2 separate regions of the Homo sapiens genome follow, and region 1 is linked to region 2. A link is a contact called in ENCODE Hi-C or POLR2A ChIA-PET data. All regions are on one chromosome and are shown on one strand. Each heading gives the region's core, a stretch centred on a gene start or an enhancer-like site at or near the end of the contact. The rest is flanking DNA. Distances are from core to core; before and after follow the strand shown.

Region 1 (3,749 bases), core at 385-2,884, 200 kb after region 2:
AACCTTGATATATGTGACCTTCAGGTTAGGGGCATTTTATGCTATTTCTTTGATTTTATTGGAACCTTATAATTCCATATAAACTTAAGATCAAGTTTTCTAGTTCTCCAAAGTCTTTTTGGAACTTTTCTTAGGGTCACGATAAAGTTTTAATTTAGGGAGATTTGACATTTTTATTACATAGAAACTTCCTATTCACAAATATATCTTTCTATTATTTCAAGTTTTCTTTTTATGTACTCCAGTAGAAATATATATATATATATATATATATATATATATATATATATATATATAAAATTTTTTTTTCTTTGACATGGAGTGTCGCTGTGTCGCCCAGGCTGGAGTACAGTGGTGTGATCTCGGCTCACTGCAACCTCTGCCTCCCGGGTTCAAGTGATCCTCCTGCCTCAGCCTTCAGAGTAGCTGGGATTACAGGCGCCTGCCACCACACTCAGCTAATTTTTGTATTTTTCGTAGAGATGGGGTTTCGCCATGTTGCCCAGGCTGGTCTTGAACTCCTGACCTCAAGCGATCCACCCGCCTTGGCTTCCCAAAGTGCTGGGATTACAGGCGTGAGTCACCGTGCCTGGCCAGAATAATAAAATTTTTATTGAATTTATTCTCAGTTCTTTTTTCTTTTTTTTGCTGTTATTACACATAGGATATTTTTACCATTATATTTTCTGCCTGGTTGTTTGCGTACGGAAATAGAATTAATTTTTGTATATTGATTTTGCATCCAGCCAACTCATCCTATTCTCTTATTGTTCCTAACAATTTTAATGGGCTCTGTCTTTCAAAGTATAGAATCATATCACCTACATATGAAAAATTTGCCTTCGTTTTTCCAGCGAATGGGGTCTTCTTTCCTCAACATCTCTGATGCTAGCATGTAGGATATCTATAGTCTTCTTTCCTTTTCTTTATTTTTTTCTGTATACTCCCAGACAACACGTTCCACACACAAATATATTTTTCTTCCAGAGACCTGACTGAATTCTCTAGTTTTTAATGTTTCTTGATTTTCAAGTATAAATCATTTCACCTGAAATAATAATATTTTGTTTTCCTCCTGCCCCCCAGTTTTAACCGCCTTGCCCCCTTTGAAGTCTTATATCTTGCCTGGGCGCTCCAAAACATTACATAAAAACGGTGAGAGCAGGGGCATTCGCATCCAGCTCGACTTTCATAGGAATGCGTCTGGCGTTTCAAACACTGTGAGGTTCACTATGGTTTTCTGAGTTGTCATTAAATTCAGGTTTGTTTAATTCCTGTTGACTAAAAATTTCATTTTCTTTTTTTTTTTTAATTACCAATCAATGTTACATTTTATCAGCGCCTTTGGTCATCTAACGGTCTGATAGGCCATTGCCATTGCACAGTGTTCTTCTAACGGAATTTAGAATCCTAGCTTCCGATGCTTTCTCAGAAGAAGAGCACGGGCGGTAGGAAAGAAGGACGCTTTCAGGAAGGATGGAGGGCCCAGGACGATTTCGCTCCCCGGTGGACGTGGAGGGCGGGCAGGGTCATCCTTTCTCCTGAAACTGGGGAGCCCTACGAAGGGGTTCCGGAGAAGACGCACGGATCTCGAATACCTCCCCGCCCGGCTGCCACTGGATGGCGCGCGCAACCTGCGGAACCACAGGGCGACATCCAGCTGCGGGCGGCGAAGGGAATTGGAGCGTGGACCTCTCCAGGCTTTTCATTCGCTGGTTCTGCCGGTGTCCCGCCTTTTCCATCTCCTCATTGGCTGTCGCCTCCGGGCCTGCGACTTTGCTCAGCCCCTCCGGGGAGTGGAATCGGGTGTGCAACAGGCCGTGAGGTCCGGCTTTGCGAGGAACTCCCATTGGTCAGTCAAACAGGAGTCCCACCCTCCTGGGCTTCCCATTGGTTGCTGTCCCACCGCTGCTCTCAGTTTCCCAGCGGCTGGGGATCTGGGTTTTCTGGGGGTGGAGGGGTGCAGTACGCTGCTGGAAGCTCGTTTCTCTTTCCACCGTTGTGTGCCTCGGGCTCGCGGTCAACGGGGCTGGACGAGGTTCAGAACCCTCCAGAGCGGCAGCTGTCCCCGGGGTGGGTTGTGGGACTCAACAGCCCTCAGGGGAAAATGGCGGGAGGCAGGTGGAGGTGTCTTCTTTGCACTGAAGACCTGGATACCCTGCTGCGGGCTGAACGGGAGGCTGGGGTGGAGCCCTGGCTCGGGTTATGGCCGGGGAGGAGACCACGCTGGGCGAGTGGGAGGCAGCCCCAGCCAGGGGCTGGAAGACCAAGTACCGGACCTTCAAGGGCCTTCTTGCACCCGCATCCCACAGTAAACAGGATACGTAGGTGACCGTCTAGAAAACTTGAGTTTCTCTTGACAAGTTGATGTGCCAGTTTTCGTATGCATTCAAATAAATATTTAGTAATTTCAACTTTGCGCTTTTAGCATTTTGGAGCTAGTAATAAATATTTTTTTTCTTTCAGGATTCAAGCATTTTATGAATCCTTGGAAAGTTTATAGGCCTGAGGCACAGGTGCCTGTAGTGGCTGGTGCATAAAACTGATTCTGTCTCCCAACCATCTCAAGGCACACACGCACTCCAGGTTGTCATGAAATCGCTGGGTTCTGACTCATGCAAAACAGACCAGTGGCTACTTATACACCAGGAGAGGCTGCCCAGCCTCGCTGCAGAGGCCCAGACCTGGGTCCTGTTGAATACACATACGCAGATAAAAGGCTGAGGTGACACACATCAGAATGGGAACAGGGAGGGCTCTAGATAATAAAAGTGAATGTAGAGTTTGTTTTAGAAGCCAGCCCAGGACTGGGACTGGGTACTGAGGCAGTGGTCTAGTCACAAGGGCTTGCGCCAGGAGGCAGAGGGCAGGGAGAGTTGGCAATGCCACATTGGCAAACTGGCAAAAGCGGCTCCAGCAGTGTCTCTTGCTCCATGTTTGGGTCACCATTCTGTTGCTCTGAACTGTGAACCACAAAGTTAACACAGAGCCTTATTGCTACGTCCAGGTAATTTGATATCGTATATTCTATGATCTCACATGGAGACATAAATAGGCTTATGCTGCTGGGCCAGAAAATCTGTGGAGGAAACGATGAACATCTGAAAGGATACACATCCAAACTATTAACAGTGGTTACTCATGTGATATCAAAGTGGACATGAGAAGTGGAAGGGCGCAGACTTATTTATTTATTTAGACGGAGTCTTGCTCTGTGGCCCAGGCTGGAGTGCCGTGGTGCGATCTCAGCTCACTGCAATCTCTGCCTCCCGGGTTCAAGCGATTTACCTGCCTCAGCCTCCCGCGTAGCTGGGATTACAGGCGCCCCCCCCCCCCACCACTCCCGACTAATTTTTGTATTTTTAGCAGAGTCTGGGTTTCACCATGTTGGCCAGGCTGGTCTCGAACTCCTGACCTCAGGTGATCTGCCCGCCTCGGCCTCCCAAAGTGCTGGGAACAGGCGTGAGCCACTGCTCCTGGCCTTATTTTTTTTAAAATTTTACTGTTGACAATATGCTTTTTAAAAACTAATACATATACATGAAAAAATAAGCCATGTAAATGGATAATTAGTGATAAGTCAGTCTCCTACTCTAGCGGGCGAGAGTCAGTTCCAGTCCCCTGTTCCCATTTCCAGGGGGAGCTTCTAAGTGTCTTGAGCATCCTTCACAACATGGTCTATGCAAATAGGCACTTTTGGATACACTTCTTACTTTTAACTTTCTGCATATTTGCATTGTTTGTTTTTG
Region 2 (4,212 bases), core at 1,415-3,914:
GGATTACAGGCATGTAAATGCACAAATCTTCATTATACATTTTGGACAAATGGATCCTTCTTCCATCCTGATATAGAACATTTCTGTCTGTCCAGAAAAATCTCCCACATCCAGAGGCAGCCATTGTTCTAATGTTTTTGTATCTTAGATTGTTTTAAAACTTCTTATCAGCTGGGTGTGGTGGCTCACGCCTGTAATCCCAGCACTTTGAGAGGCTGAGGCGGGCGGATCATGAGGTCAGGAGTTCGAGACCAGCCTGACCAACATGGTGAAACCCCATTTCTACTCAAAATACAAAAATTAGTTGGGCGTGGTGGTAGGCGCCTGTAATCCCAGCTACTCTGGAGGCTGAGGCAGGAGAATCGCTTGAACCCTGTAGGCGAAGGTTTTGGTGAGCCGAGGTCGCACCACTACACTCTAACCTGGGTGACAGAGTGAGGCTCTGTCTTAAAATAAATAAATAAAATAAAATAAAATAAAATTTCTTATCAGCCGGGTGTGGTGGCTCACGCCTGTAATTCCAGCACTTTCGGAGGCCAAGGCGGGTGAATTCCGAGGTGAGGAATTCGAGACCAGCTGGACCAACATGGTGAAACCGAGTCTCTACTAAAAATACAAAAAATTAGTCGAGCGTGGTATTGGGAGCCTGTAATCCCAGCTACTTGGGAGGCTGAGACTGGAGAATTGCTTGAACCCGGGAGGTGGAGGTTGTAGTGAGCCGAGATTGCACCACTGCACTCCACCCTGGGCAACAGTGCGAGACTCTGTCTCAATTGAAAAAAAAAAAAAAAGTTCTCATCAATGGAATCCCGTTGAAGCATTTTAAGCATTTTTTGGTGTCTGGCTTCTTTCACTTAGATCTTGCTTTTGAGGTGCTTCCTTGTTGTTGCATGTGTCCATGTTTTGTTCCCCTTTATTATTGGGTCGTATTCCACCGCGGGGATGTACCACAGCTTGTTGATGGACACTTGGGCTGCTTTCCGACTTTGGCGGTTTGTTTTGTTTTGTTTTGTTTTTGAGATGGAATCTCACTCTGTCACTCAGGCTGGACTGCAGTGGTGCAATCTCGGCTCACTGCAACCTCCGCCTCCCAGGTTCAAGTGATTCTCCTGCCTTAGCCTCCCGAGTAGCTGGGATTACAGGCATGAGCCACCATGCCTGGCCAACTTTGGCTATTTTGAATAAAATGGTGATGAACATTGTCATGCAAGTCTTTGTGTAGAGCATGCATGTTCACTGAATCCTTGCAGTAGCTAATAGGTTGGCACTGTTGTTATTCCCATTTTACAGATGAAGACACTGAGGCACAGAGGGGGTGAATTCCTAGTCCAAGGCCGCATGCATAGTAAAAGCTGGGGGTAGGATTCTAACCCAGGTTCGTCTGACTGCAGCATATGTATTTTTATTCCCTCACTGTAGTGTCTTTGCACCACAGCTGTTTGGGGCCATTAAGCCTAGGGACAAGTGGGCATCTCCTCTCAATGGCCTGTCAATTCCTAACTGCATTTTAGCTCACAATAGTAGTTGATAATAATGGTAGTGTTGATAATAATGGATTTGAGTCACCACAAAAAGATTCCATCAAACCTGCCTTTATTTTTATCTGTTTATTTTTGAGACGGAGTCTTGCTCTGTCGCCCAGGTTGGAGTGCAGTGGCGCGATCTCGGCTCACTGCAACCTCCACCTCCCTGGTTCACGCGATTCTCCTGCCTCAGCCTCCCGAGTAGCTGGGATTACAGGCGCCCGCCACGTTGCCTGGCTAATTTTTGTATTTTGAGTAGAGACGGGGTTTCACCATGTTGGCCAGACTGGTCTCGAACTCCTGACCTCGTGATCCACCCGCCTCAGCCTCCCAAAGTGCTGGGATTGCAGGTGTGAGCCACCGCGCCCGGCATCAAACCTGTCTTTAAAGGACAACAGCATTTGGAGGCGTTTGAGAGAAATCTCTAGCTAGGGTCATTACAGTAACTAACAGCAAGCAAGGAAGCAAACAAAAAGTCTTGCTACCCAAAGCCCTAGTCGCCTGGAAATCTCACATAGTTGTAATTCGTCATCTCCCAGAGAAGCCAGGCACAGAAGGCGTTACTGGATATATAAAATAGTATATAAATAATACATGTATAAGAAACCACTCTGTTCTCTGTAGAGCCAAACAGAATAGGGTTTTGGAGAGTCTGCTGGTTCTCGCTTTGAAAGATGTTGCTAAGCAATGTTGCTAATATTATGGAAAGACAGCTTCCCTCCCGGCTTTTCCACTCAGCCTCAGAAACTCTGGAAGAGGTGGAAGTGGCTTCAGGAGTAGCAGCAGCTGGGGAGGTTTGGTAATCAGTGAGGCGGGGGCCGGGGGACCTTGGGTTGGAGAGGGACTGTGCTGTAGGCCACCCAGCCCTCAGCCTCATCCGCTCCTGATTCTCTGTACTGACTCCTGGGCGGCCTCTATGCAAAATAACACCTCTTCCTGTTCGTCAGAAATTTCACACACAGAAGGATCCTTTTGAATTTTTTCACTGTGGGAAAAATTACTGTAGTCATGCAGCTTAGCAAAAATTCAAAAATCCATAAATGAACTTCAAAAAAGGAAGTATTTTAAATAACTTCAGTAACCCAAGTGATATATGAAGAACTTCTTTATTCCTCCCTCTACCCACTCTCCATAATCCCTGAACAGGAAGTCGGCAGGGTTCTGATTGACATCACGTACTGCAGGCCCCACCTTCATGGCTCTGGGTACCAGAGCGCAGGGTGCCCGCCACTGAGTGGGATCTGTGGGTTTCCTCAGCGTGGTTTCCTTTCCTTGGAGCTTGGAAATGCCACACAAGTCACAGAGATCCGTTTCCAAAACCTGAGCCAGTTTAGATCCTCTGCTTAATATGACGTCTGTGGCCCCAGGAAAGTTGGGCTGAGCTGAGGTTTCCCAGGCTTGTCTTTGAGGCCTCCGAGTCCTGGCCTGCGTTTATCACGGAACGACCCTATTGTGGTGGGATGGACCTCTTGGGGGCTGGTCATGGGTTCTGTGAGGGGATTTTAGAAGCTGGGAGGAGAGTCAGTATGTTGGCAGAGAGTTTTCCTGCATCTCTCTCTTTTCCTTCTTTTTTTTTTTTTAATTAGTTATTTATTTATGAGATAGAGTCTTGCTCTGTTCCCCAGGCTGGAGTGCAGTGGCACGATCTCAGCTCACTACAACCTCCGCCTCTGGGCTCCAGCAATTCTCCTTCCTCAGCCTCCCGAGTAACTGGTATTCCAAGCGCCCGCCACCACGCCTGGATGATTTTCGTATTTTTAGTAGAGACGGGGTTTCACCATGTTGGCCAGGCTGGTCTCGAACTCCTGGCCTCAAGTGATTCGCCTGCCACGGCCTTCCAAAGTGTTGGGATTACAGGCGTGAGCCACCGCACCCGGCCCAGCTCTCACTTTTCAAAAATAGAAACTGCTTCCCGACCTCAGATGACTTCAATCTTTCCCTTCCCCCGACGCCTTCCTGCCTCCCTCTTCCCCCTCCTCTGTCTTCCTCCTAAGGGGGCATCCCAGAGACGCAACTGTGCTGTGGCCCAGCAGGGGGCGCTGATGTACCTGCCAAGAGTGGAGGTGTCTTAGCACAGGTGTGAGCGTTCAGCTGTGTGCGAGCGGGCTTCAGAGTGATATCCCAGAGCAGGTGTGTGTATGTGTGTACCCTCAAAGGCAGAAGAGAGCGGGGGTGCTGGACCGTCCTGTCCAAGGCTCTGTTTATAACCCTTGCGTTGTCCCAAAGGTTGTGTGGTCCATGGAATAGCTGGGACCCTGCCCGTGGAGGGGAGGGGCAAGGCGTTTGAAGACATCTGGTTTTCATCAAAGGCCCCACCCTCCTTGCTCCATGGCCCCCCTCGCCCCCACCCACCCCCAATCCCAGCCCAGAACGGTGGCAGTCATTCTGCCCAGCAGTGGGGCGCTGGGAGTTGGTGGCTGGGTGGGGCGACGAGGTGGCGTCTGCTGCAGGCTGGCTCTCTGACGAGGGGCACGGGGATTGGGGCTGATTCCCGCTTTCTCATGGATATGTCTCCTGGAGCCGGTTCCCAGGCACAGAAGGCCCTTTTCTTCAGGGCCAGGCATGCGTGTCTGTCTGCCTCAACCCACTGGCCCCTCAGGAACGGGCTGTGCAGCTGTCTGCGCTCTGTTCATGATTAACTTCGCTGTCTCCCGCCCCAGGCCTGATTCCCACCCAGGCCCCCTCAGCC

What was found. A loop is a pair of places that touch in the nucleus more often than their neighbours do. ChIA-PET counts read pairs that join two places held with the same protein, here RNA polymerase II (POLR2A). Pooled maps may share reads with other maps.
Region 1: a loop to region 2 is called in a pooled map, with 7 times the contacts of the local background. The contact joins two enhancer-like sites. A Hi-C loop is called at or near these places in 8 of 50 pooled maps. POLR2A ChIA-PET finds 5 or more read pairs at or near these places in 4 of 52 experiments (A549, BJ, H1 and 1 more).

What each region holds. Positions count from the first base shown.
Region 1 is chr17:3,047,242-3,050,990 of GRCh38, forward strand. No RefSeq gene overlaps it. Among named protein-coding and RNA genes, the nearest start is that of OR1D5, 14 kb to the right of the region's middle. Within about 2 kb of position 1,635, at least 6 of the 41 ENCODE cell types and tissues checked have a DNase peak (open chromatin) inside an H3K27ac peak, as active enhancers do.
Region 2 is chr17:2,845,412-2,849,623 of GRCh38, forward strand. All of the region lies in intron 2 of RAP1GAP2 (RAP1 GTPase activating protein 2), which reads left to right. Among named protein-coding and RNA genes, the nearest start is that of RAP1GAP2, 51 kb to the left of the region's middle. RefSeq lists enhancers at 2,332-2,923, 4,106-4,212. Within about 2 kb of position 2,665, at least 3 of the 41 ENCODE cell types and tissues checked have a DNase peak (open chromatin) inside an H3K27ac peak, as active enhancers do.